2 separate regions of the Homo sapiens genome follow, and region 1 is linked to region 2. Evidence: chromatin loops called from intact Hi-C (ENCODE). Cell type or tissue: gastrocnemius medialis. All regions are shown on one strand. Each heading gives the region's core, and the rest is flanking DNA. Links, peaks and the distances in the headings are about the cores only.

Region 1 (12,227 bases), core at 4,228-12,227, 100 kb before region 2:
CAGGGCATGGTGGTGCATGCTTATAGTTCTAGCTATTCAGGCAGGAGGATTCCTTGAGCCCAGGAGTTCAAGACTGCAAGTAAGCTGTGACTGATCCACTGCACTCCAGCCTGGGCAACAGGGTGAGACCCTGTCTCGGGGCAGGTTTGTGGGGGAGTTGAAAAAAGAAAAAAAATTATGTCATTTAACTATTATTTTTGTACAAACCCTTCCACATTTTTTTTTAATGTTAAAAGAGGCATCTGACAAAAATTCGGTGAAAGAGCTATGAGGAAAAAAAGGAGACCAGGCCCATAAGACAGCAAACTTTATTTGAGCACTTCCTTAACTTTGTTTCATTATTATGCAAAAGTTATATAATTACAGAGTCTGGAAGGAGAGAAGAGAAAAAAAAACATAAATGCTATTAAAAGCCAAGATTTTCAATACTGGGGAAATAAATACCAATATAAAAATTAAAGAATTAAAAACCCTATAAGCTTAAATGTATAAGGATGGGCTTGAGAAACAGTCAATAAACTATCAAAATTACTGGGTCACATCAAAGGGCACAGAGCCAAACTGAAGGGGTTCCCAATGCCCCAAAATGGAATAATACAAACATTAAAAATAAATAATGTGATGGATTGAAATGCAAATTTATGAAATACTCAAAATGATATTCTGAAAAAGTCACCTTTGCGGGGTTAAGGAAACAACACATGACTCTGAAAAATGACATTAATAAATAGAAAAAAAAAAATGGAAAGAAGTAAGCAATCATCTTGCCTTTCTTGTGCCAACTGTATTTCAGGGTAACCAATAATTAAAAGAAAATTTCTTCCTTATAGAAGCATTCCAGCTAATTAATGATAGATGGAATGACAGAAAAAAATCACTAATAAAATAACAGATTTAGGCAACGATAATCAATGGTTGTTAAAACCATTAGGTGAAAGGCTGAGGCAAAACTTTACAATGGATGGATCAGGCTGATCTGGAGCCTGCTTATCAGCTTTAACATCTCTGAAGGTATGACAACACAATCTCCTGTAATACAATGAAAAATACACTGTACAAGCTATGATGTATTCTTTCCAAAAGAATGGAAGTTGAATCTAATCAAGCCTCGAAATCTAACTATCAGTTCAAGGAAAACACAAAGGAGGAATATGTTAAACATTAGAAGGATCTAATCACCAAATTCAGAATGTGAGAAATTTTACAAGATGATCTGACTTCTTCAGCAAATAAATGGCATAAACTTAAAAGGTGAACTTTTATAGATAAAAGAGACTTAAAAGACATATCAACTAATTGCAAATGAACATTGTTAGGATCCTGACTCAACACATCAAAGGTAAAAAGGCATTTTTGAAACAAAAAATAAGAGAAAATATATCACTCTTTTTTTTAAAAAGGGCAAGTAAAATCATATGATGTCTGGAATTTTCTTTAAAACAGTTTAGGGAAAAATTAGGTAGGGTCTTCAAAACAGATTTGTAACATTGATGAAGCTGGGTGATGCATTCATAAAAGTTCATTATGCTATTCTACTTTTCTGTACCTTTGATATTTTCAGTAACAAAAAGTTATAAATAGAAAAATGTAATTCTTTTCCTCTTCTTAATGGCTCCAGAAAATTCTAAAGAGTATAGCTTAGGCTGGGTGCAGTGGCTCATGCCTGTAATCCCAACACTTTAGGAGGCCGAGGCGGGCGAATCACGAGGTCAGGAGATTGAGACCATCCTGGCTAACACGGTGAAACCCTGTCTCTACTAAAAAATACAAAAAATTAGCCGGGCGTGGTGGCAGCCGCCTGTAGTCCCAGCTACTTGGGAGGCTGAGGCAGGAGAATGGCATAAACCCAGGAGGCGGAGCTTGCAGTGAGCCGAGATCGTGCCACTGCACTCCAGCCTGGGCGACAGAGCGAGACTCCGTCTCAAAAAAAAGAGTATAGCTTAAAATTATCACCACTTCTGAGTAATTCATTTATTCAACTAATATTTATTAAATTCCTAGGATGTACTGGATACTGTTCTGGGTCCTAGAGATATAGCAGTGGACATGGCAGTTAAAGACCCTGCCTTTACTGTGCATATACTGAAGTTACAGAAGACAGAAAGTAAGTAAAAACAACAACAGCAATTAAAAAAAAAAAAACAAACAAAAAAGACAAAATAAAAACAAAAAAACCCAAAAAGAATTTCAAGAAGTGGTAAGTTCAAGGAAGAAAATCAAATAGGTACTGGGAGAGACTGTGACTAGGGAGGGGAATGACGACTTCATGTAAGATCATTGGTGTGCTGATAACAGCCTCTAAAGAATTAAAACAAATCCGACTTACAGTACTTGACAATTTCTGTGGTATAAATACTCACACATGGCCATTTTCAAACTACTAATGTGAAGACAATGAACCTGGTTTTGGGAAGAGATTTGCATTAACTGGCTCTTGTGAGCTGGTATAAGCTGGCTGCAGCACACTCCTGGCATAGGATAGTAAGGAAAAGCCTACATTTCAGGCAGAGGGAACACAGCAATTTTAAAAGATCCTAAAGCAGAACCAATTCAAGTGAATTCATAAAGCAGAAAGGACAATATAGCTAAAGGACAGTGAGGAAAGGAGAGCATATTTAGAAAGACAGAAAGGAGCCAGACCACGTAAGTTAGTTAATGGATAGATTTTCCAAAGGAGAGAGTAATGTGAGAGTGTGCTAATAGTTCATTTGGGAAGCAGGGGTAATACAGAAAGCTTTTTTTTTTTTTTTTTTTTTTAAGAAGAGATTATAAAGAAGCAGAAAAAGTGGGACAAATAATTTAGGATGGCACAATGGTCCAAGCATATCAATAAAACCAGTAATGTAAATAGACTAAGACAAAGATTGACAGACTGGATTAAACAATAAAATCTAGACATATACTATTTATAAGAGATATAAGGACATACAAAAGCTGAACATTAAGAAAACATTAAGGAAAGAGATATATCAGGCAAATACTAACCAAAAGAAAGCTGATATAATTTTATTAGTATCAGATAAATTTATGAGAAACATTTTATTAGGTATTAGAAGGTAACCACATAATAACAAAAGGTTTAATCCACCAAGAAGGCATGACAGTTTTGTTTATACCACATAATAACAAAAGGTTTAATCCACCAAGAAGTCATGCCAATTTTATTTATCATTATTATTATTTTTTGAGACAGGGTCTCACTCTTACGCCCAGGCTGGAGTACAGTGGTGCGATCACAGCTCACTGCAGCCTCAGCCTCCTGGGCCCAAGAGATCCTCCCACCTCAGCCTCCCAAGTAGCTAGGACTACAGGCTTATGCCACCATGAAGAGCTAATTTTTGGATTTTTTGTAGAGATGAGGTTTTGCTATGTTGCCTCGTATTCCTAGACTCAAGCCATCAGCCTGCCTCAACCTCCCAAAGTGCTGGGATTACAGGTGTGAGCCACCGGGCCTGGCTGGCACAACAATTTTAGACATACATCTATTGTTTAGTTATTATTATTATTTTGCTCAACAAATTACCTCCAAATTTATTGGCATTTTAAACAACACAGTTTATCATCTATTTGTTTGGGTTGGATTTTTAAAAGTCTGACAATCTGTCTTTTCAACTGCCAAGTTTAGTCCATCAACCTTAGTGATTAATATATTTAGACAGGGTTCTAACATCTTTTTATTTGTTTTTTCTCTATGACTCATTCTCATCCTCTATCTCTCCCACTCTTTGGATTTTCTGGTTTGTTTTTCCTTAATGACATTTTCCCCTCTAGTTTCCATTCTCTATTTCTGTTCTTTCAGCAATTACCCTTGAAATTTTACTATATATCTTAAATTGTTAAATAAGTTTAAACAATTGCTTGACATCCTCCTGAACAACACGAAGACTTTCTAATACTTCAATTCCAATTTTCTCCTCCTGACTTACCTAATATTGGTGTCCAACGTTCCCAGTAGTCTCTTTTTAAAAAAAAAAAAAACTCCATAAATAAGATATTAGAGTTGTTTTATTGAGACAACACTGATTTGAGTCGATGTACAAGTTTACTAGTTCATTTATTCACTACTCTTTCTTACATTTCAGACTACTAGTCTTCTAGGATCATTTTATTCTTTCTTGAGGTATATTCCTTAGAATTCCTTTAGGTTTCTCAAACTCAGCACTATGGAATTTTGGAGCAAATAATTACTGTGAGGGACTGTCCTGTGCACTGTAGAATATTTAAGAGCATCCCTGGCCTCTACTCATTAGATGCCAGTAGCACCTCCAGTAGTGACTGTCAGAGATGTCTCCAGGCTGGGCGCAGCAGCCCTCTCCTGTAATCCCAGCTCTTTGGGAGGCCATGGCAGGAGGACTGCTTGAGGGCAGGAGTTTGAGACTAGCATGAGCAACATTGTGAGACCTTGTCTCTACAAAATTTTTGTGTACACTTATTTGTGTTTTCTGGCTTGTAACTTTGTGTTTTGGTACTGAGAATTCTTCTGTCATTCTGTTGTTCCTTTGATGAACTGTCCTTTCTCTCTGGCTGCTTTCAAGATCTTTTCTTAGATTTTCTGCAGTTTCATTAAGATGTATCTAGGTGTAGTTCTTTTTGTTTACGCTATTTACCTACTACTAAGCTACTGTTTAATTTCTTTTTTATATCTATATATATTTTTTCTTTTCTAGAATTTCCATTTATTTTCCTTCTCTTTAAACAGTCTTTTATTCCTGAGGAGTTTGCTCATCTTCCTAACTGCATCCTCTACTGATTTAAACATTTAATAGAATTTTGTATCCCAGACTCAGGACCATGTCATTTCTCTTGAGGGTTATGGAAGTAAGAGTTCAACATACTACCTCTCTGCTATTCAATAACCTTACAATGATGCTGTTACAAAAATCTGGCATGAGACAATCCTGTCCCATTCTGCTACCTGCTGTCCAAGCCACCTCCTAGCAGCTCTGGCTTGCCTTGTCTTATTATCATCAGACAGTCTGGATCCTGGCTGTTTCTGGCCCACCTTCCATTTGCTTGCTTACTTTTTTTAGAAAGGTAGAAGAATATCCCTGGAGATTTTTGTCTACATTTTATGAGACCAATGATGCCTCCAACCAATAATGTCCTACTCATGGTCTACTTGTGGTAGTGTTGTGCAATGGGAGGCTCCCAAAGAGTTCCTGGTCAATCATGGCTTGTGGACAGTCATGAAAGGTCAAGGCTTTCCAAGGCAAGAAATGAAGCATTCATCAAGTGTGGTTATACCAAAAGGCATGAAATTAGAAGTGATTATATTGAAAGGCAAGGATTAATTTTTGGCTTGAATATCTTGGTGGGAAACCATGCTGCTTTAGAGTTCAGCCTTCAAAAGTTTAGGTCACTGTTGTGACCCCAAGAAATACCAGATGGAATGGAACTTCTAGTTTCTGAGTAGCAAATAATCTTTACTCTGCAGGAACTAAGAACCAAATCCATATTCCAGGGCTCTTTTAGGATTATTCAGAATCCTAAAATGACTCCTTTGAAGGATCCCCACTGAGACTGGCCTCAGTAATGGTTTGCATTACATCACCTGTCAGATTACTATTATGTTTCTTTTTTTCTTTCTTTCTTTTTTTTTTTGAGACGGAGTCTTGCTCTGTTGCCCAGTCTGCAGTGCAGTGGCACAATCTCAGCAGACTGCGACCTCCGCCTCCAGGGTTCAAGCAATTCTCCTACCTCAGCCTCCCGAGTAGCTGGAATTATAGGCGCCTGCCACCATGCCTGGCTAATTTTTTGTATTTTTAGTAGACATGGGGTTTTGCCATGTTGGCCAGGCTGGTCTTGAACTCCTGACCTCAGGTGATCCACCCACCTCAGCCTCCCAAACTGCTGGGATTACAGGTGTGAGCCACTGCGCCCAGACACTATTATGTTTCTTTTTTCTCATTTTACTATCTAAATAATGCTGACATTTTTGGGAAACTTACTGGTGTTTCACTGCATAATTCAAATGAAAACTGATAGGATAATTCTACTAAATATTTCAGATTTCTGTTTTTCATGGCATATTTTTTTTTTGTAAACAGAAAAAAGGTATACCAAAGGTCTTACTCTTTATATAAACACTTTACTGTTGTGATGTTATTACTTCTATAATGTTGCATTTGTCAATTACCACTTATACTATAATTTGGGCCCTAGATAAATCTCAAGTTACTCCTTTAGCTTCCTGATCTTGTCAAATGGCCTTTGCTAGTCTGAGTTAGGCAAGAGAGCAGTAGGTGTACCTAATTTCCCTTGGCACAGGTTTGGGTTTGTACTATGTGACTATGTGAATCTGAAAGGTTATCCCAAATGCTACATGTTTTTGATTTTATACTTTGTTTTGCCATTGATGTGTTAAGGAAACCATGTCATTTGTCCTGGAGAGTTTCTGATGGTCTGGGTTTTGATCATGGCATCCATGTGATGCTGTTTAACATGCTCTTTTTTTTTTTGTAATTCCTATAAATTGGTAGTTGAATCTAAAAGCTTAATCACATTCAGTACTTCTAGGAGGGTAGGGAGGAAAACTACTTCACAGTGGTATTATGAACTGCCAGGAGGTACATGTCATTGTCATCTGGTTGTCTTTCCTTTTGAGATATTAGCAATTGTTGATGAGTAATGCCTAGCTCCATTAATTTATGAGAGGTCACCAAATGGTAATATTCTCATTCTATTATTGTTCCTTCATTTATTAGCTAGAATACCTCTATAAAAAGAGACATTTCCTTTAATCTACTATTTGATTACCAAGTGGTTCAGTTAAAAACAGGACGAATAATTCTTTCCCTTTACTGACCAGTTCTCAGAATAATTGGTTCACTAAATACTCCAATGGTGACCAGTTAGTTGTGGGTTTTGTTTTGTTTTAGAGACAGGGTATCACTCTGTCGCGGAGTACAGTGGCACCATCACAGCTTACTGTAGCCTCCAGAGTAGCTAGGACTACAGGTGTGTGCCACCATGCCAGGCTAATTATTTTTTGCTTTTTTGTAGAGATGGGTTCTTGCAATGTTGCCCAGTCTGATCTTGAACCCCTGGCCTCAAGTAATCCTCCTACCTCCCTCCTCAGCCTCCTAAAGTGCTGGGACTACAGGCGTGTGCCATTGTGCCTGGCTCATTTTTTAAATTATCATTATGAACTCATAAACTTAAATACTGGGTTTTTACTGTATTAGCCCTTCCTCATGCTGCTATGAAGAAATACCCAAGACTGGGTAATTTATAAAGAAAAGAGGTTTGGCTGAGCACAATGGCTCACACCTCTAATCCCAGCACTTTGGGAGGACGAGACAGGCGGATCACTTGAGGCTTGGAGTTTGAGACTAGACTGGACAACATGGTGAAACCCCGTCTCCACTGAAAATACAAAAATTAGCCAGGTGTGATGGTGGGTCCCTGTAATCCCAGCCACTTGGGAGGCTGAGGAAGGAGAATCACTTGAACCTGGGAGATGGAGGTTGCAGTAAGCCGAGATCATGCCACTGTACTCCAGCCTGGGTGACAGAGCAAGATTCCATCTCAAAAAACAAAACAAAACAAAACAAAAAACAAAAAAAAAAAAAAGAGAGAGAGAAAAGAGGTTTAATTGACTCCAAGTTCAGCATGGCTAGGGAAGCCTCAGGAAACTTATAATCATGGTGGAAGGCCCCTCTTCACAGGGCAGCAGGAGAGAGAATGAGTGCAAGGAGGGGAAATGCGTGATGCTTATAAAACCATCAGATCTCATGAGACTCACTCACAATCATAAGAACATAGAGGAAACCGCCCCCATGATTGTTACCTCCCACAAAACGTGAGGATTATGGGAATTACAAGTCAAGATGAGTGGGGGGAGACACAGCCAAACCATATCAGGTATGTTTCAAATCAAATGCTTTTTCAACCTCTATTAAGATTATTATACAATATTTTTCTTTTAATTTGTTAACATAGTGAATTATATAAATTAACTTTCAATATTAAACCAACCATGGATTTCTAGCAGAAACTCAACTTGATGAGGGGATAATTTAAAAAAATATGTTGCCCGATTCAGATTGCAAATATTTCGTTCAGGATTGTAGATATGTTCCTAAGTAAGGTTGGCCTATACTTTTTTTTTTTTTTAATCTCATGTTGCCATTCTTAAGTTTTGGTTATCAAGGTTGCAAAAGCCTCAAAACTGAGGTAGTAGTTACTTGGTTTTCTATTCCTTATGAGAGACTGACTGCAGAAGACTCGAATTATTTTTCCTTGGATGCCTGATAAAACTTTTAATAATGCCAGGACCCATGGCTTGTTTGCTTGCTAGCTTTCTAAAAATTTTTTTAAGTGCAAAGCTACACACACACACACACACACACACACAGAAAAGTTCATAAATCACAGGTGTACAGCTTGATTATTACAACAGCAGTTTCACCCTCCCGTATATCTCCTCAGCCTGACCCTGAGTTTTGCAAGAGACCCGATGAGTCAGTGGGAACAGTAGATACATTAAAATAACTGTGCCCTGTTGACAGTAAAAACATTTAGAAGGACTGGAAAGGGCTTTTATATATCCAATTCAACAGCAAAGGTCTGAAAGATGTTATTACAAATTCAATTAAGCAGGCAAGGCAATTGAACCAGTTTTTCACCTACCAGGCCAAATTATCCTAAACAAGGTTTTTAGGGAGAGCTGGGAAGATTTTCTTTTTTTTTCTTTTTCTTTTTTTGTTTTTGTTTTTTTTGAGACAGAGTCTCACTCTGCCGCCCAGGCTAGAATGCAGTGGTGCGATCTTGGCTCACTGCAACCTCCACCTCCTGGTTCAAGCGATTCTCCTGCCTCAGCCTCCCAAGTAGCTGGGACTACAGGCACCCGCCACCATGCCCGGCCAATTTTTTTTAAGTAGACATGGGGTTTCACCATCTTGGCTAGGCTGGTCTCGAACTCCTGACCTTGCGATCCACTTGCTTTGGCCTCCCAAAGTGCTGGGATTACAGGCGTGGTGAACCACGGCGCCTGGTTGGAAGATTTTCATTCAACCTTATAATGCCTTTTCTGAGTAACTTATCAGATGGTTAGAAAATACAACAAAAAAAATCTTTCAGTCTTTTGCAAACTCATGAATTTCTTTTAATTAAACCAGACTTTTAAAGGTTTTGAGGCTACAGCTAAAACAAAGATACTTAAGACAGAAGACAGAAGAGGATAGTTCTTCAGAGCATGAGAAAAAAGGAAAATATGATCTGACTCCATGAATCTAGGAGAGAGAACTCAGGCTGGCAGGATGGACATACCTGATAATCTGGCCAGAAGACTGGATGAATCCTCAGGTTGGCTAAAAATTGAATGCAACTGTAGGCTGCCAAATGAGATTAATGTTTGAAGCAGTCTCTTTGCAAATACTATTAGAATTTTTTGGCTAATAATGACTAAGATAACTCTTCCTTCATAATCAAAGTTACTTATTTTTGCCTACAGTTCCCCAGGTATCCTTTACTGCAGGTGATTAGCTGGGAACAAAATCCAGCTTAGTAATACTAGAACTGTATCAACTTTTGACTGTCCATTTCACTAGCTAAGCTGCCTCCATTGTACATGTGTTCCTGATAATGAACTATTCTCAAACATCTCTGCCTGTCATGTATGTATCAGGGACAGAAACACTTTCATAGTTTAGAGGAAAGATGTTCTTTTCATGGTCTGGCAAAATTTTTCAATGAAAGTTTAATCGTTCCTGATCCAAATATAAAATTTTTATATACAGAAGACTAATTTTGAGCAATGTATAGAAACTATCCAATATAAAAGTATAAAAAAGTGGCCGGGAGTGGTGGCTCATGCCTGTAATCCCAGCACTTTGAGAGGCCACAGTGGGTGGGTCACCTGAGGTCAGTAGTTCGAGACCAGCCTGACCAATAGGGCGAAACCTTGACTCTACTAAAAATACAAAAATGAGCCAGGCGCTGTGGCGTGCACCTGTAGTCCCAGCTACTCAGGAGGCTGAGGCCAGAGAACTGCTTGAATCTGAGAGGTGGAGGTTGCAGTGAGCCAAGATCGTGCCACCGCACTCCAGCCTGGGTGACAGATCAAGACTCCATCTCAAAAAAACCAAAAACCAAAAAAACAAAAAACCTCTAACATCACACGGTCAGGACCTTGGTGATCAGATTTGTATATTTATGTCAAACCATTTACTTAACAAATATATACTGAGTGCCTAGGATGTCAGGTACTGTTTCAGCATATAAACTCACTAAAGGAATGAGGGCTATGGTCTCATAAACTCTTCTCATTAACCCAAGGACTATCCTAAGTCTTTAATATAGAAAGAACGAAAAAGGAGTATCCCAGTTTCTTCAACTAATCCTCTGAAGTTTTTACTTTCCCTACTTTGGACTTTTTGATAGCTTATTTTTCCATAGCTGCTTTACACATATTTAAACAGCTAAAAGCTCAGCAGGGATCAAAATAAGCCTCAAATCAAAGCATACATAGACACACAAGTGTTAAATACCAAATAATATACTAAAAATTACTTAACCTCACTTACACTGAAGGAAGTATAAATAAAAAACTAGAGATGCCATTTTCACCTATTAGGTAAAGAAACTATTTTAAGATTAATAATACCTGTTTTTTTTTTTATTATAGAGAGTCAAGCATTACTCCATACTGGTGAGAGTTTAAGCTGATGTATCTTTTTAAACATGTACATATCTTTTGAGTAAGGAATTCCACTGTTAGGAATTTACCCTACAAATATACTGGCATTAAGACTGATATATCTATCTTATATACTGGATATAAGTATAAGATATTCATTGCAACACAACTTACAACAGTAACACACTTGGAAATACATGCTCATGAGTAGGAAACTGGCTGAATAAAATTATAGTGCAGGAGCACAATGAAATACTCTTCCATCACAAACAAAGGAATGAAGCAGAACTTTATGTACTAAGATGTCCAAGGTAAAATGTTAAGTAAAAAGAAGCAGTCTGTATAATAGAACAGTCCATTTACTATAACACCATTGATATAAAAAGGAAAAGATAGTCATATATAATACAAAAATTTATAATTAAAAATTTCTAGAAGAATTCCCAAGAAACTGTCAACAGCAAGTACTTTTAAGAGGTGGAAATGAGGTGGTAAGAAGAAGAGATACTTTTACTTTCTTTATATATGCCTTTTGTTTGAGCTGAATGCCTCATCAGGGTATGTTTCTTTTTACACTTTGAAAATTTATCAGTCCTGAGGTCTTGTGAAATTCCTGTCAAGGCCGGGTGCAGTGGCTCACACCTGTAATCCCAGCATTTTGGGAGGCAGAGGTGGGCGGATCACGAGGTCAGGAGATGGAGACCATCCTGGCCGACATGGTGAAACCCTGTCTGTACTAAAAATACAAAAATTAGCTGGGTGTGGTGGCGGGCGCCTGTAGTCCCAGCTACTTGGGAGGCTGAGGCAGGAGAATGGCATGAACCTGGGAGGCGGAGCTTGCAGTGAGTGGAGATCGCACCACTGCACTCCAGCCTGGTGACAGAGCGAGACACTGTCTCAAAAAAAAAAAGAGAAATTCTTGTCAAATTATGCACTTACTTTAAAGAAGTGGTACCCAGAGGAAGTAAATTCATTTCCATAATTTGTTTCATAGATAAGGAACTGGAACACCAAATTCTAAGGACTGCTTAAGGACATACTGTTTATGAAGTACTTTCAATAATTAAAAAGGGGATCAAAAGGCCAAGAAAAGTAATAAAAAGGGAAAATTAGCTGCAAAGTCAGATATTACAAAGCTATTATAATATCTTCTTTTCCAAATTATCTTTAAAAAATTCTAGTTCTTAGATTTTTTTTAACCATAAACCATGCAAAATTACTTTTTAATTTAACTGAGTCTTAGTAATCAATTATAGAAGTAGTTTCCTAAAACTTGGCAAGTTGGGAATAGAAACAGCAGGAAAAAAGTTGTTGGGTGGGAAGTAGAAAAGGAGGGGATAGAAAATAGAATCAGAGAAGGGAGTAATGTCTGTTAGGATAAATGAGTTAAGGGTGACTTTGGATAAAGTCAATCCCCACAGTAATACTATACCTAACAGTTGGCTGTGTTCCCCTGTGATGGAGTTCTGACTCAGGTCTGAAAAACAAACAATTGAAAAGAAAAGAAAAAAATGAATGATCAAAACAAATAATTTCTTTAAAATCAGCAACAAAAGTCAACCAAGGAAATAAGCAAAAAAATTTAAAA
Region 2 (16,082 bases), core at 3,824-11,823:
CGCCTCCTCGCAGGCGGACCACCTTTCCTTCCCGGTCCGTGGGGCGCCATCGCGCGGGGACTTGAGGCACTTGCGTCCTCTGGCGGCTGCATGGCGCCCCGCAACTCTCCACCTCCGCGTCCTGCCTGTGCTAGGCAGGGCCGCCTTTACTGGTGTGAGGGTTGCTTGAACCCTTGAGGCGCCAGGAATCCCTAGTACACTGACGCATGTGCTTCCCATGAGCCCGACAAGGTCTGGCAGGGGAGAGGCAGTGGTTCCTGATCTCTGTCACTCTCTGGGTGAACGCAGAGGACACAGTAGTAATTCCCCTCACCCACAAGCTCCAAGCTACCCTAGAAAACAAATTGTTTAGCCTCAGGCCATCGTTTGAGATCAGGGACCAGGGAATTAAGTGGACTCTGAGATCCATTGCCATGACAAAAGGGGTAAGAGTCTCATTGCTTGAGGAAAGAATACGCCTTAAGTTCACTTTATGTCTTCTGCCCATTGCATGGCAGTTAGGGGAGCTGAAGGAAGAAAGTGAAAGAAAAAGAGACCTCTCATAACCAAGAGTGTTTGCCGCCACTGGCTTCTCCTTTAAACCAAACTCCAAATTAATCTGCTCCAGGAAATTTTCTGAGCCCAGGCTGAGAGGGTTGAAGGCTCATGCATCCTACTGAGACCAAGGAGCTGCACTGGGATGTTTTTGTATATAACACAGAGGTCCCAACACAAATACATCATTTCCACATTTTATTTTTGTATAGATAGGGTCTCGCTATATTGCCCAGGCTGGTCTCGAACTCCTAGCCTCAAGTGAGCCTCCCACCTCGGCCTTCCAAACTGTTGGGACTACAGGTAGTGAGCCGCCATGTACAACCCAAACCTTTTTTTTTTAAGCAGATGATTTCAGCTTTCTCACCAGAACCGAGAAAGTACAACTGCATGTATTAGTCTCCCTTGCCTTGCCTTTGGGGAGAAGTTTGTGTGTGTGTGTGTGTGTGTGTGTGTGTGTGTGTGTGTGTGTGTGTTTGTCTTTTGTTGTTGTTGTTTTGGGACGGAGTCGCGCTCTTGCTCTGTTGCCCAGGCTGGAGTGCAATGGCGTGATCTCAGCTCGCTGCAACCTCCGTCTCCCGGCTCCAAGCAATTCTCCTGCCTCAGCCTCCTGAGTAGCTAGGATTATAGGCGGGCACCACCACACCCGGCTAATTTTTGTATTTTTAGTAGAGACGGGGTTTCATCATATTGGTTAGGCTGGTCTCGAACTCCTCACCTCATGATCCACTCGCCTCAGCCTCCCAAAGTGCTGGGATTACAGGCGTGAGCCACCGCACCTGGCGGTTTTTTTTTTTTCTTTTTGAGATGGAGTTTCACTTTTGTTGCACAGGCTGGAGTGCAATGGCACAATCTCGGTTCACTGTATCCTCCGCCTCCCGGGTCAAGCGATTCTCCTGCCTCAGCCACCTGAGCAGCTGGGATTACAGGTGCCTGCCACCATGCCTGGCTAATTTTTTTTTTTTTTTTTTTTGTATTTTTAGTAGAGATGGGGTTTCACCATGTTGGCCAGGCTGGTTTCGAACTCATGACCTCAGGTGATCCACTTGCCTCTGCCAAAGTGCTGGGATTACAGGCGTGAGCCACCACGCCCAGCCTAGAAGGAGGTTTAAGGACTAAGATAATGTTCATAAGGTGGGAGACAGGGAAAGATGAGAGTGTAGGGAAGTTTAAATTTTTCCCTTGAATGTTTGATAATTTGAGTCTATAAAACAAACTGATTACATAGATTAAAGGGAAAAGAGGCCTACGCATTTTTTTTTTTTTTTTTTTTTTTGAGACGGAGTCTCGCTCTGTCGCTCAGGCTGGAGTGCAGTGGCACGATCTCAGCTCACTGCAACCTCCACTTCCCGGGTCACGCGATTCTCCTGCCTCAGCCTCCTGAGTAGCTGGGACTGCAGGTGCACGTCGCCATGCCTGGCTAATTTTTTTTTTTTTTTTTTGGTATTTCTAGTAGAGACAGAGTTTCGCCATGTTAGGCAGGCTGGTCTTGAACTCCTGACCTCAGGTGATCCGCCCGCCTCGGCCTCCCAAAGTGCTGGGATTACAGGTGTGAGCCACTGGGTCCGGTCTCCTACAAATTTTATTTGATGCACGCATGTGTGTGGGAGTCATACAAAATATAAAAACTCAAAGAAATGCCCAATGGTTGCTTTTATACCACCTTGAGGTTACAGAAAGAATGAGAGCTTGCATCTGGGCAAAACAGGTTATGGTGGCAAGACAGGTTATGGGAGGGGGAGAAGAAGAGGCCTGGCCAGCAAAGACGGTCTTGGTGAACAAATGAAATCTCACAGACAGTAGCCTTTAGAAGGAATAGGTGGTAAAGGTTTCTGTTAGACCTTTTAAGATGTCAGACTCTCAGTTAATCTTTCCTAAATCTGGACAAGGGAGAGCACCAGAGAAAGCCTTTCTGCATCGATGCAGATTCTCTGCAGATGCAGATCTCCCCCACAAAAGACAGCTTTGCAGGCTTTCTGAACAGTCATCTCAAAATACATCAAATTCAGAATGAAAATTTTTGGTGCTCTTCAAGAGCAATAAATACTATGAAAACCCAACTACAGGGGTAGAGTTTTGATAATCAAATATTTGCCGGTGTCAGTCATCCAGGATGAACTAAGAAGTTCATTTCTATGAATGAGTCATGAAAGCATCCACATTTCCCCTTTTTCTAGCCCCTCACCAAACTATTATGATGGCCTTTCTGCAGGCAGTCTGAGAAGGGGCAACCCAGTTGTAAAGAATAACGTTGAGAAATTGATCATCTCTGGTAGCATCTGTCACTCCCTTGAAAATATCCACCAGGCTAGACAGGTTTCTCCTCCACCTGACCCCTGTATCTGTATCAGTCACCATTACCTGGGAGTACTGGAGACAATGACATATCAATGGAATTCTGGATTATTGGATACCATTAATCTTCTGTTGGAAGGGGGAACCAGACAGAAGCCAGAAGTTACTTCTGTCTAGACTCCCTCCCAACCTCCCATGTTTTATAGCCTCAAAGAAGGCAGTCAGCATTCTCAGCATTCTTTTCTTCTTTTTCTTCTTCTCTTCCTCCTTCACCTCCTCCTCCCCTTCTTCCTCCTCCTTTCCCTTCTCCTCCTCCCCTTCCCCCTCCCTCTTCTTCCTTCTTCCTTCTTTCTTCTCCTCCTCCTCTTCATCCCCTCCCTCCTCCTTTCCCCCTCCTCCTTTTCCTCCTCTTCTCCTCATCCTCCCTCTCCTCCCCTCCTCTCCTTCCTCACTTCCCTTCTCCTCCTCCCCCTCCCCCTCCCTCCTCTTCTTCCTTCTTCCGTCTTTTCTTCTTCTCCTCCTCCTCCTCTCCGTCCCCTCTCTCCTTTCTCTCCTCCTCCTTTTCCTCCTCTTCTCCTCCTCATCCTCCCTCTCCTCCCCTCCTCCTCTTCCTCCTCCTCATCCTCCCTCTCCTCCCCTCCTCCCCTCCTCCTCTTCCTCTTCTCCCCTTCCCTTCCTCCTCCTTCTCTTCCCCCACTTCCTACCTCTCCTACTCCTCTTCCCCCATCTCCTCTTCCTTCTCCTTCTCCCCCTCTCCTCCCCCTCCCATCTCCTTCTCCTCCCCCCACCTCCTTCTCCTCCTCCTTCTTCTTTTAAATAGAGGCAGGGTCTTGCTTTGTTCGTCTTAAACTCCTGGGCTCAAGCAATCATTCTGCCTCAGCCTCCCAAAGTGCTGGGATTACAGGTGTGAGCCACTACTGGTGGCCCGTCCTTTTTAAATTTTTAATTTTATTAATCTTATTTTCATTTCTTTTTAATAGAGATAGGGTCTCACTATGTTGACCAGACTGGTCTGGAACTCCTGGTCTCAAGCAGTCCTTCTGCCTCAGCCTCCCAAAGTGCTAGGATTACAGGTGTGAGCCACCACACTAGGACAAGATTTATTTCTGTTATGAACTGAATGTTTGTGTCTCTCTTCCCCCAGTTCATATGTTGAAGCCCTAGACCCCAATGTGATGGCTATTTGAAGGTGGAGTCTTTGGGAGATAATTGGGTCTAGATTAGATCATGAGGGTAGGACCCTTATGATGGGATTAGTGCCCTTAAAAGAAGAGAGAGAGGGAGAGGGAGAGAGGGAGAGAGGGAGGGAGGGAGAGAGAGAGAGAGAGAGAGAAAGAAAGAAAGAAAGAGATCTTTCTTTCCATGAGTACATATGGAGGAAACGACATGTGAGCACACAGTGAGAAGACAGCTGTCTACATATCAGAAAGTTGGCTCTCACCAGACAACGAATCTGCAGGCATCTTGATCTTGGACTTCCCAGCCCCTAGAACTGTGATAAATAAATTTCTGTTGTTTAAGCCACCCAGTTGATGGCATCTTATTACAGCAGCCTGAGAAGATTAAGACAATTTCTTAAAGGTTCTTAGAGACGATTCCATAGCTTTCTTTTATCTCTTATTTAAAGGAGGGCAGGTTTCTGTACATCTTGTGTTTTCCAAGATAGTTCCAATAATTTTATAATTTCATTTTTTTTCAATTAAGGCAATTCATACATGCATAGTTACACATAATTTTACTTTTATGACTTTAATATTGTATTTTTTTAATGTGCACTTTTATTGAACTGGTCTCAAGTCAGTGTACAGGTAACCCCTTGCTACTTTCACACCTCCATCCAATCCCAGGGAGACCAAAAGCCTTCATACACCTCAAGTTTAGGGACAAAAAGTGTGGCCACAATGGCTCATTCAAAATAAAACAAAATAGGCCAGACGCAGTGGCTCATGCCTGTAATCCCAGCACTTTGGGAGGCCAAGGCAGGCTGATCACTTGAGCTCAGGAATTTGAGACCAGCATAGGCAATATGGTGAAAACCCATCTTTACCAAAAATACAAAAAACTAGCCAAGCAGGGTGGTGCACTTCTGTGGTCTCAGCTACTCGGGAGGCTAAGGTGGGAGGATTACTTGAGCTGGGGAGCTGGAGGTTGCAGTGAGCTGAGATCGCCTCACTGCATTCCAGCCTGGGTGACAGAGTGAGACCCTGTCTCAAAAAAGAGTAAAAACAAAACAAAAACAAAATACAAAGTTATTAAGGCTAAGATTTAAAACATTTTGCATTATGTAATTTGCATGAAAGCAATGCTATCACCTCCCCTGTGTGGACTTAGGAGAGGACTGGGCCATTTTCCTTAGATAGAAGTGGAGTGGCTTTTGGGAGGGCAAAGGAACTTCCTGTAACAATACATTTCATGATATTTGCAATGACTATTAAAAAAAAAAGAACAGGCCTGGCGTCGTGGCTCATGCCTGTAATCCTAGCATTTTGTAAGGCTGAGGCAGACACATCACCTGAGCCCAGGAGTTTCAGACCAGCCTGGGCAACATAGTGAGACCCCTTTTCTACAAAAGATAGAAAAATTAGCAAGGCACGGTGGTGTGCACTGTAGTCCCAGTTATTTGGGAAGCTGAGGTGGGAGGATCACCTGAGCCCTGGAGGTTGAGGTTGCAGCGAGCTGTGATTGGGCCACTGCACTACAGCCTTGGTGACAGAGTGAGACCCTCAGAGTGAGGCCCTGTCTCAAAATAAATAAATAAAATAAAAATTAAAAATAACTATGTACAATCCAAGTTCTTGGCCACATTGTAGAACTTTGGGGGATGCTCATTCCAACAGACTGTTGTCACTTTCACTGTTCCAGTTTGTAAATCCTGAATCATCAAGCCAAAAAAAAAAAAACCAAAAAAAAAAGAAACCCCAAACCAAAACAGAACCCGAAACCAATCAAACAAACAAACACTCCCCAAAAAACAAATAAAGCCATGCCAATCTCATCTTGTTTTCTATGCAAGTTAGGTTTTTGTTAAGAAAGGGTATAACACAACTAAGTAACAGTCTGCTTAGAAGCATTTGCAGTAGAAGATGGGGGCGAGAGAAGTGGGACTCGTATTCCTGCCTGCTGATCCACATCTGCTGGAAGGTGGACAGCGAGGCCAGGATGGAGCCAATGATACACATGGAGTATTTGCACTCAGCAGGAGCAATAATCTTGATCTTCATCATGCTGGGAGCCAGGGCAGTGATCTCCTTTTGCATCCTGTTGGGCGATGCCAGGGTACATGGTGGTGCCGCTGGACAGCACTGCATTGGCGTACAGGCCTTTATGGATGTCCACGTCACACTTCATGATGGAGTTGAAGGTAGTTTCATGGATGTCACGGGTTCCATGCCCAGGAAGGAAGGCTGGAGGAGAGGCCAGGGCAGTGGAACTACTTGTTGCAGATGTCGATGACCTGGCTCTGGAGCAGCTTGTAGCTCTTCTCCAGGGAGAAGCTGGAGGACATGGTGGCCATCTCCTACTTGAAGTCCAGGGCAATGTAGCGCAGCTTCTTCTTGATGTCACGCATGATTTCCTGCTGGGCCGTGGTGGTGAAGCTGTAGCCACGCTCGGTGAGGATCTTCGTGAAGTAGTCAGTCAGGTCCCAGCCAGCCAGGTCCAGACATAGGATGGCACTGGGGAGGGTGTACCCCTTGTAGTTTGGTAGTGTGGGTGACCCCATCACTGGAGTCCATCGCAATGCCAGTGGTACAACCAGAGGCATACAGCAACAGCACAGCATGGATGGCACATATATGGCAGGGGTGTTGAAGGTCTCAAACATGATCTGGGTCATCTTCTCGCAGTTGGCCTTGGGGTTCAGAAGAGCCTCAGTCAGCAGCATGGGATGTTCCTCAGGAGCCATGTGCAGCTTGTTGTAGAAGGTGTGGTTCCAGATCTCCATGTCGTCCTAGTTGGTGATGATGCTGTGCTGGATGTGGTATTTCAGGATCAGGATGCCTTTCTTGCTCTGGGCCTTGTCACCCACATAAGAGTCCTTCTGAGCCATGCCTGCTGTCATGTACTGGTTCCGTGGGCACCCCGTGATGGAAGGCAAGATACCCTGGGGGGCATTGTCACTGCAAGTGTGAAGATATCATCATTCATGGGGAGCTGGCACCAAGTTTGGACTGGTGGAGGAGTGTCGAGCGTGAGGGTCTGTGCTTGGGGCAGATACAGTCTTGGTCTAATATTTTAACATAAATTAACCATATCAGAAAGAGTTATTAAACTTAGGACTCAAACCTATGGAGTAATAATTTAATACTATAATTAAATTAAACACAATCACATACACCTAACCCTCAACGATATACAGAGAAAGTTTTGATACTAATTTTCAATTCTTTATCTCTATGAAGCTGATGAAAAATTCTTAGGCAGTGTGCCTGGTGTGGGATTTTGTAAACCAAAAATAATATTCTAGGCTTCCCAATCAACTGAATAGACCTATCCTCTCAGCCAAGGGCATTCCAAAATTAACCTGAAAAACTAGTTCAGACCATGATGAGATGCAGGAGATGGGGCATGACTTATTTACACTCTCCTGTCTTTGGAATGCAGGCATGGGTGACCAGCATTAACATTAAAATAGAGATCTTAAGAATAAAACAGACTTCCTGTAGCAATAAGACACCAAATTCCAGCCTGACTAAAATAAATCGAATATATATATATATACATATATGTAAAACACTTTGATTTCTTACATATATATTATTATTATATATATTTTGTTATTTTTTTGAGATGAAGTCTCACTCTGTTGCCAGTTCGGAGTGCAGTGGTGCGATCTCAGCTCACTGCAACCTCTGACTCCATGGTTCAAGCTATTTTCCTGCCTCAGCCGACCAAGTAGCTGGGATTACAAGCACACACCACCACGCCCAGCTAATTTTTGTATTTTTAGTAGAGATGGGGTTTCACCATGTTGGCCAGGATGGCCTTGATCTCCTGACCTCATGATCTGCCCACTTTGGCCTCCCAAAGTACTGGGATTACAGGCATAAGCCACCGTGCCCAGCCCCAAAATATATTTCTTTCAGAGATATATATATATATATATATATATATATATTATATATTATATAATGTGTGTGTGTGTGTGTGTGTGTGTGTGTGTATATTTTTTGATACAGAGTCTGTTACCCAGGCTGGAGTGCAGTGATGTGATCTTGGCTCATTGCCACCTCTGCCTCCTGAGTTCAAGCAATTCTAGTACTTTAGTTTCCCAAGTAGCTGGGATTACAGGCGTGTATCACCATGCCCAACTAATTTTTGTATTTTTAGTAGAGATGAGGTTTTGCCCTGTTTGCGAGGCTGGTCTTGAACTCCTGGCCTCAAGTGATCCACCCACCTTGGCCTCCCAAAATGCTGGGATTACAGACAAGAGCTACCATGCCCAGCCTTCTTTGATATATTTTGAAATGGTCCTGCAAAGCTTTCTCTCATTGGGAAAATGTATATTCTATAGAGAATCCTTGATTCTTTCCTGATCCAGGAAGGAATTAACTGAGTCTGACACCTTTTTGGGTCTGATAAATGTCAGGCCTGTGAGCCCAAGCTAAGCCATCATATCCCCAGTGACCTGCACGTATACATCCAGATGGCCTGAAGCAACTGAAGATCCACGAAAGAAGTGAAAATAGCCTTAACTGATGACATTCCATCATTGTGATTTGTTTCTGCCCCACCCTAACTGATCAATGTACTTTGTAGTCTCCCCCACCCTTGAGAAGGTTCTTTGTAATTCTCCCCACCCTTAAGAATGTACTTTGTGAGATCCACCCCTGCCCGCAAAACATTGCTCCTAACTCCACCGCCTATCCCAAAACCTGTAAGAACTAATGATAATCCACCACCCTTTGCTGACTACTTTTTTGGACTCAGCCCGCCTACACCCAGGTGAAATAAACAGCCTTGTTGCTCACACAAAGCCTGTTTGGTGGTCTCTTCATATGGACACGAGAGACAATAAGAGCTCTGAGGCCTGCTACCTGAAGGTTTCATATGCATGATAAAGCCTTGATCTCCACAACCCCTTATCTTAACCCAGACCTTCCTTTGTACTGATTCCAGGTCTTTAGATAATAAACTCTTTCTCTTTTTGGTAGAAGATAGCTTAAAAAACACACACTCCAAAAAACTTCTTTCAACCAATTGTCAGTTAGAAAATCTTTGAATCCACCTATGACCTGGAAGGAACCACCCCTCGCCCCCTCTAGTTGTCCCACCTTTCCTGACCGAACCAATGTACATCTTACATGTATTGAGTGATGTCTTATGTTTCCCTGAAATGTATAAAACCCAGCTGTAGCCCAACTATCCTGGGCACATGTTCTCTAGATCTACTGCGGCTGTCTCATGGGCCATTGGTCACTCATATCTGGCTCAGAATAAATCTCTTCAAATATTTTATAGAGTTTGACCTTTTCATCAATAACCTCTATTCTTTTATCATTTGTTTTCCTCATCTTTTGTGTGTCCTGCAATGTCCTTGCTTCTTGCCACTCCTTCCCTGGTTGTTACTTCATTGTATTATCAGAGGAGTTTGAACCAGAGTGACTCCATCTTGAATAGGGGCTGGGTAAAATAAGGCTAACAACTACTGGGCTGCATTCCCAGGTGGATAGGTATTCTTGGTCACAGGATGAGATAGAAGGTCAGCATAAGGTACACGTCACAAAGACCTTGTTGACAAAAGGGTATGGTAAAGAAGATGGACAAAACCCACCAAAACCAAGGTGGCAACAAAAGTGACCTCTGGTTGTCCTCACTGCTCATTATACACTAATTACAATGGATTAGCATGCTAAAAGAGACACTCACCAGCACATGACAGTTTACAGATGCCATGGCAATGTCAGGAAGTTATCCTATATGGTCTAAAAACGGGAGGAACCCTCATTTCCACAAATTGCCCACCTCTTCCCCAGAAAACTTATAATCCACCCCTTGTTTAACATATAATCAAGAAGTAACTATAAGTATAATCAGTTGAGCAGCCCATGCTGCTGCTCTGTCTATGGAGTAGCCATTCTTCATTCCTTTACTTTCTTAATAAACTTGCTTTCACTTTAGTCTATGGACTCACCCTGAATTCTTGCTTGGGTGAGATCCAAAAGCCCTCTCTTGGGGTCTGGATCAGGATCCCTTTCTGGTAATGTCTTCTGGTTGAACCACGAAGGGACAATATTGAGGAAACCTCTGACCCAAAGAAAACAGCAATACCAATTGGCCGACTTTGAGTAAGAGGAGGGGTACATTTAACGTGGGTAAAGGATGGAATTGGGTTAGAGGCCCAACTTAGGAGGGTTAGAGTCCCTACTAAGACAGAGTTAAAGGCCTCCTTAATAAAAGGCAAGGACACTTGACCAAACTTGGGTTAGAGGCCCAACTTAGGAAGGTTAGAGCCCTTCCTAAGATTCAGGGGGTTACAGGTTAGAGGTCCCTCTCAGTAAAGTCCCTCTTGGTTAAAAATGGATTTGGAATTATGGGATGTTATCTGCTATTCTCTTTGGATTAATCTGCCTTGCACTGTTTGCTGATGGCTGTGGGTGACAGGATTAGGCATGTACAGGATCACCAGATGTGGGAGCATTTTTCTCCCTAAAGTGGGAAAGATGAGAGCTGATGGGACTGTTGGAAGAGCTCCCTTCATTACTGAAAAGCAGGTGCCTGAACTTTTGATTCAGCGTCGCTGCAATGGGTGGGTCTTTCTCTGGCCTCCCGGAGCTATGTACCCTGCCACAGACAATGCTTTTCTCCCCTTTTCTCCTTTCTCTTTTCTATCTTTTCTGTTACTCAGAGCCAACTGTCTGCTGTTTCATCTTGCCCAGAGACCACATGTTGAAACTCCTGGTTGGAAGATCATTGTACCCCACTTTTCTTTTTAGCATATAATCAAGAAGTAACTAAGTATAATCAGTTGAGCAGCTGATGCCGCTGCTTTGTCTTTGGAGTAGCCATTCTTTACTCCTTTACTTTTTTTTTTCTTTTTTGAGACGGAGTTTTTGCTTTTGTCACCCAGGCTGGAGTGCAGTGGCACTCTTGACTCATTGCAACCTCCACCTCCCAGGTTCAAGCAATTCTCCTGCCTCGGCCTCCTGAGTAGCTGGAATTACAGGCACCCACCACCACACCCAGCTAATTTTTGTATTTTTAGTAGAGACGGAGTTTCACTCTGTTGGCCAGGCTGGTCTCGAACTCCTGACCTCAGGTGATCTGCCCACCTCGGCCTCCCAAAGTGCTGGGATTACAGGCTTGAGCCACCGTGCTCCATGATAACTTTTCAGAAAACTTTTTTCTACTTTTTGCCACAACTTTTTTACATTTTTATCCGATAACTTTTTCACCCCAAAACTTTTTTAATCCCATACCTTTTTTATGTTGTGTTCTTTCAATAAACACTTGCATAGTTATACTACATTTTTGTAACAATGAAACAGATTATCTCATGCCAAGCATGCCCAGTATTTGCACAATATCAATACTTTTAATACTATAGTTTTCAAGACACGCAAAATAAAATTTTAAGGCAAAAACAGCACTTTGCAACAATTTAAAAATTTATTGCATTACAGTAGCATCACATCAGCAGTCAATAATGCCACTTTAAGCAAAAGTCTTTCAGTATTTCCGTTACACATTCTGTTAACAAGAACTCATACATTGGTAAAATTCATTCTAAGAAAACTTGGCAAATAACGCTTTGGCCTGGAATTGGCATTTCTTTCTCTACTTTTCCTTCCCACCATTTCTTCCTTTTAAACTACAGGATTTATATTTTAAAATGTTTTATTTCAGAACATTAAGATAGCAGTTACATTTTTTAATATTTATATTATTTTAAAATGACTCTTTAAGATACAGTTTTAAACCCATGGGCTAGAAATCATACGACTGTTAATTAGCCGCATTATTTGGTCTAACATTTTTTATCATTCTGAAACTGGATTTGTGTAATACATTGATAAATTCATACAATTTGGAAGAGTCAGTTGAAGTTACAAGGACCCAATATCTGCCCTCTTTCAGTGAATGCCGGCAAATCTGTTATTCCATTGGCAAAATCGTATTGCTGCTCTCCTGTTAATCTCACATTTATAAAAGGATCATGAGGCTGCCAAGTGCTAAAAATGGAGATGGTCTAGTAACTAGAAAACTCCCCACCCCAGGGAGCACACCTACATATCTCCCTACAACCTAATAATGTGATGTGTTTTGGAACACAGACATTAGAACTTCATGAAGTTTTAACTGTTGATTCTTTCCCAAGCATCATCAAGTTATGATTTAGGCAATGTATGATTGAAATGCATTCATTCATCATGCATAGGCACAATCACAGAAATATTGCACAAAGTATGTCCCTGACTGAAAATGAGAGGTACAAAAACGTATTTCACTCTTCGTAAAGAAGTTTGTGAGGAAATACAACTCTGCGATCGTATAGACATGTTTCCTGATAATACAGACATTCACAAACAGTAGATTGCACCACAGTGTGTAAACATTTTAAGTTGCATAAACTTCTCCTTGATTTTCAAAGATAATATAATACTGTCTACTAAAATTCCTTTTTGTTTCAACTAAGTACTCTCACATATATTAGTTTATAATAATGTTTGTTATTACTTTCTAAAGTGTTTTCCACTCAAGGAAAAGAAGTAAATTCCTATGTCAGAGTAACCGAGGTGGTTGAAGAATAGGTATTAGCCAGAGAGGTCTAGATAGTAAAATCAAACTTCAAGCCTCAAAGAAGCTCCATGAACAGAGAGGAATGCCAGGTGTCACACAGCTTTCCTTCACTCTAATTCATTCTTGACTAGAGCCTGTATGCCTGTTTCAGAGACATTTAAACTCTTAAAGGATTTCTTATGATCTTCACTAAATACATTAAGAAGAATGCCAACCAGCGCCCTTTCGTGTACTGGGACAGGTAGTCATGTGATTAAAACAGGGAACACGAACTCTGACTTTAAAATGTATTGTAGATACAAATGCTCTAAGCTAGGAAAGGTTTTTCACACCCACAGCCAATGATGGCAGCCTTTCATTCCTCGGAAATAAGCCCTTTTTAGGTCACTGAAAAAGAGTGCAACTGCTGCAGCTCACGATGCAATATCTTCATGAGCCCAGAGCACATACAAATCCAAAGGGAACTGCCACAGTACACTGCTCATTCTTGGCACCGGAACAGATGAAACACACTGTATCCTGCACATACCTGCCAGAGCAGGCCACTTTCCTCTTCTGTGAGATTTAGAAAGCTCCCCCAAAAGGTTATCACTCCCATCACCAATACACAGAAAATGGAGGAAAGGCTGTTTCCAGTTCTCGGCCTTTAAACAGCTCTAAATGTCAGTACTCACAGTGGCATATTACAAAGTAATAAACAGTGCACACTTGAGGGCAAACCGCATATTGAGCTATAGAAGAGCTCACTGTGATTAAGATGAGATCAAACATCATAGCAGAACATTAGCAAATTTTATCTGAATTCTGTAATGGACATCCATGCTGCAATAACATTAGAAAAGCACGGGAGCCTATTCCAAACCAGCGAGAACAGTTTTGTGCAAAGAGTGGGTCTTTGTGTGTTTGAACTCCCACCACGTAAGGGCAAACTCGATATGCATGCTAATGACCTACAATTATGAAATGAAAAAAGAAAAATGCTGAAGGATGCCAGAGTGAACATCAGTGAGAGCCACAGAGACCCACTCTCTTTTAACTTTTTACAAATAAACTTAAACTATAAATTAGAAACACAAATAATCATGAGTAGCTCTAACATTCAAATGAAGTAAATGAATTGTGTAGGAGATTAACCCCATAACTTTGTTTCGTTTTTAAAAATTTCTTGAGCAGCTCTTTGATGATGGTGGTGTTTATCTCCTTCTTCTCGGCAGCCAAGCCCAGCAAAAGCATGGCACACAGCAGTTGCTGCCCAAGCCTGGGTGCTCCTGGTGGTCCTGCATCTCACCAAGGAGCTGCACGACTGGCTGTGCAGTAGGGTTGTCCTGGGAAGAACCCTCCCTGGCTTCTCCTTGTGCAGGCTCCACGCTGTTGGTGAGGCTCGCCTCACAAAGATCTTTGGAGAGAGGGAGGCGGGGATCTGAGTGGAGTGCTAGCCGCCCCCCGCTCCTGCCTGCTCACCCCGCCTGGGGGCTCTACTCACCACCATGCTTGTCGGCAGCCCCGAGCTCCTGGGGGGCTGGGGCTCCTGGACTGGGTTCAGCAGCAGGGTTCCGGGCAGCGGCCAGGAATTTGCCGTGCCCCTCGCTGTAGCTGCCACAAGCCGCAACACCATCTCCTGCAGCTCCAGCAGCTTCACCTGAAGGGACGGGTGCTCAGCTGTCAGGCCGCTGCTGGCGCCCACCCTCATGCCCACCCCACCCACACCCCCACCCCACCCCCACCCCCACAGGGATGTTGCACACCCTACCTTCCTCTCCTCCTTGTCCTGGGCCAGCCTGATGATGGCCTCCTCCCGGTGACGCATCTTTGGCACTGTCCCCTGGCTCTGTTAGAAGGCGATGTACTTTCCTGCGGGAGGACAGGGCTCAGACGCTGGGGCCCCTCCCATAGCCCTGCAGCTCCCCCTGCCGTGCCCTGGCCTCCCACTCACTGATGGCATCTCTCTCTCCGGTACTGGATGAATCCAAGTTCCAGTTTCTCCACATGCTCCCTCAGGTCCGCCTTCTCCTCCAGGAGGTCCATAAGGCCGCTCTGGAGCCAAAATAATGGGGTCACATCTCAGCAGCGACCTGCCCCAGCCCTGCCCTTCTTGGCCCATGCTAGGACTCACTCCCCTCCAGCTTCTCCATGACTTCCTGCAGGGCCCGGAGGGTCTCCCCACTCACAGACTCGCCCCCAGTCCCTGAGGCTGGGACTGCTGCCTCTGGCTCCTTCTCGGCCGAGGTGAGCGTCTCCATCACCTGGCCCAGCTTCTCCTGCAGCTCCTTTACTTGCTGCTCCAACTGCAGTGCGCTCTTGTTCTCGTGCTTCTGGACAGAGAGAAGCAATCAGCAGCCACCCACTGCAGCTGGAGACCCCAGAACTTGGTGTCTGCCTCCCATGGCACCGGGAAGGGTGGAGCCAAGTTAGAAAAATACTCTCCTCTCTCCCACAGCCACCAGAGCAAAGCTCTGGCTCACAGGTGCCTTTGGAAGTAATATTTCATGTGAGGGCTACACTGCCCCATTTTACAGGTGGGGAAACAAAGGCCTGGAGGGCTAGGGAGGAGGGCAGGCTCCCCAGGTGGGGCAACCCACCAGCTCCTCCAAGTCGCTCTGTGGCTCGGCCAGCTGCTGAAGCCTCTTCTCCCGTTCCCGAAGCCTCTCCTGCTGCTCCTGAAGCCTCTCCTCCTGCTCGCGAAGCCTCTCCTTTTGCCCACGGTTCAGGAGACTGATGCACTGATTGTTTTCCACCTGAGCCTGGAGCTCTCCTGCCACTCTCTCCAGCTCCTTCCTCAGGTCTTGCAGCTCCACCTCAGAGGACACTGCTGGGGCATCCGGGGGCAGTGGCTCAGCTGAGAAAGGAAGCAGATCATAAGGGCCTCTGGATTCTCAAAACAAAAATCAAAACAGAAAAAACAACAAAACACCCTCCTGTTGGCGCACAGCTCCTCTCAGGCTCCCAAACTTGGCTTCACTGCTAACGATCCCTCGCACCCGGATGGTAGCCAGTCTTCCAAACCACTTTCAGATAGAGAGCACTGCGGGTGGCTGACAACGGGCCCTCTTTGCTCATGGGGACACTGAGGCTCAGGGAGATGACAAGACTTGTCTCCTGGCACAGACCTCTTTCCCTCTGCCTCAAAGCCCTGCCATCCACCCACCTCCCTGGGGCACTCTAAGCCACCCCCACAGCCCTCTGATGCCAGTCCTGCTCCCAGGTCATGCCAGCCCCATCTTACCCATCTGGTTTTTGAGTCTGGACAAGCTCCTCTCCAGCTCCTCTACCCGATGCGTATCATGCTTCTTCTCCTCCTTCAATGTGCAAACCTGCCCAAAGCACAGGGGGAAAGGGCCCTGGAGAGAGGGGCTGGTGGCTGGACAGGCTCCCATCTCCCTCTCTGCCCCCACCTCCACAAAGCCCAGACCCAGGACCACCTCTGGCTGCACTATTCCCATTTTAAAGAGGCCCAGAAAGATCCAGTGACCTATCTTAAGTTGTTGGTGGGGGGGGGGTGGGGCGGGAGGCTGAAG

What was found. Hi-C counts contacts between places; a loop is a spot of excess contacts. Peaks named below come from ENCODE experiments on the same cell type or tissue, not always from the same donor. Only the 100,000 strongest peaks of a DNase experiment are listed, where the experiment ranks them.
Region 1: a loop joins it to region 2, with 2.6 times the contacts of the local background. A loop is called at or near these places in 2 of 110 quality-filtered maps.

Annotation. Positions count from the first base shown.
Region 1 is chr15:34,263,274-34,275,500 of GRCh38, forward strand. It overlaps SLC12A6 (solute carrier family 12 member 6), which reads right to left. Exons shown (of 26, transcript NM_001365088.1): 3 at 12,072-12,116. Among named protein-coding and RNA genes, the nearest start is that of EMC4, 44 kb to the left of the region's middle. In gastrocnemius medialis, for the core only: no CTCF peak of the experiment used is centred there; a DNase peak (open chromatin) is centred at 8,428; H3K27ac peaks cover 243 bases.
Region 2 is chr15:34,367,651-34,383,732 of GRCh38, forward strand. It overlaps GOLGA8A (golgin A8 family member A), which reads right to left. Exons shown (of 25, transcript NM_181077.5): 19 at 15,791-15,878; 20 at 15,147-15,403; 21 at 14,736-14,879; 22 at 14,501-14,601; 23 at 14,318-14,418; 24 at 14,051-14,206; 25 at 11,418-13,963. The coding sequence ends at 13,761. It overlaps MIR1233-1 (microRNA 1233-1), which reads right to left and starts at 14,500; the gene lies at 14,419-14,500. It also overlaps the pseudogene ACTG1P15. RefSeq lists enhancers at 1-701, 301-590, 2,046-2,105. In gastrocnemius medialis, for the core only: no CTCF peak of the experiment used is centred there; no DNase peak of the experiment used is centred there.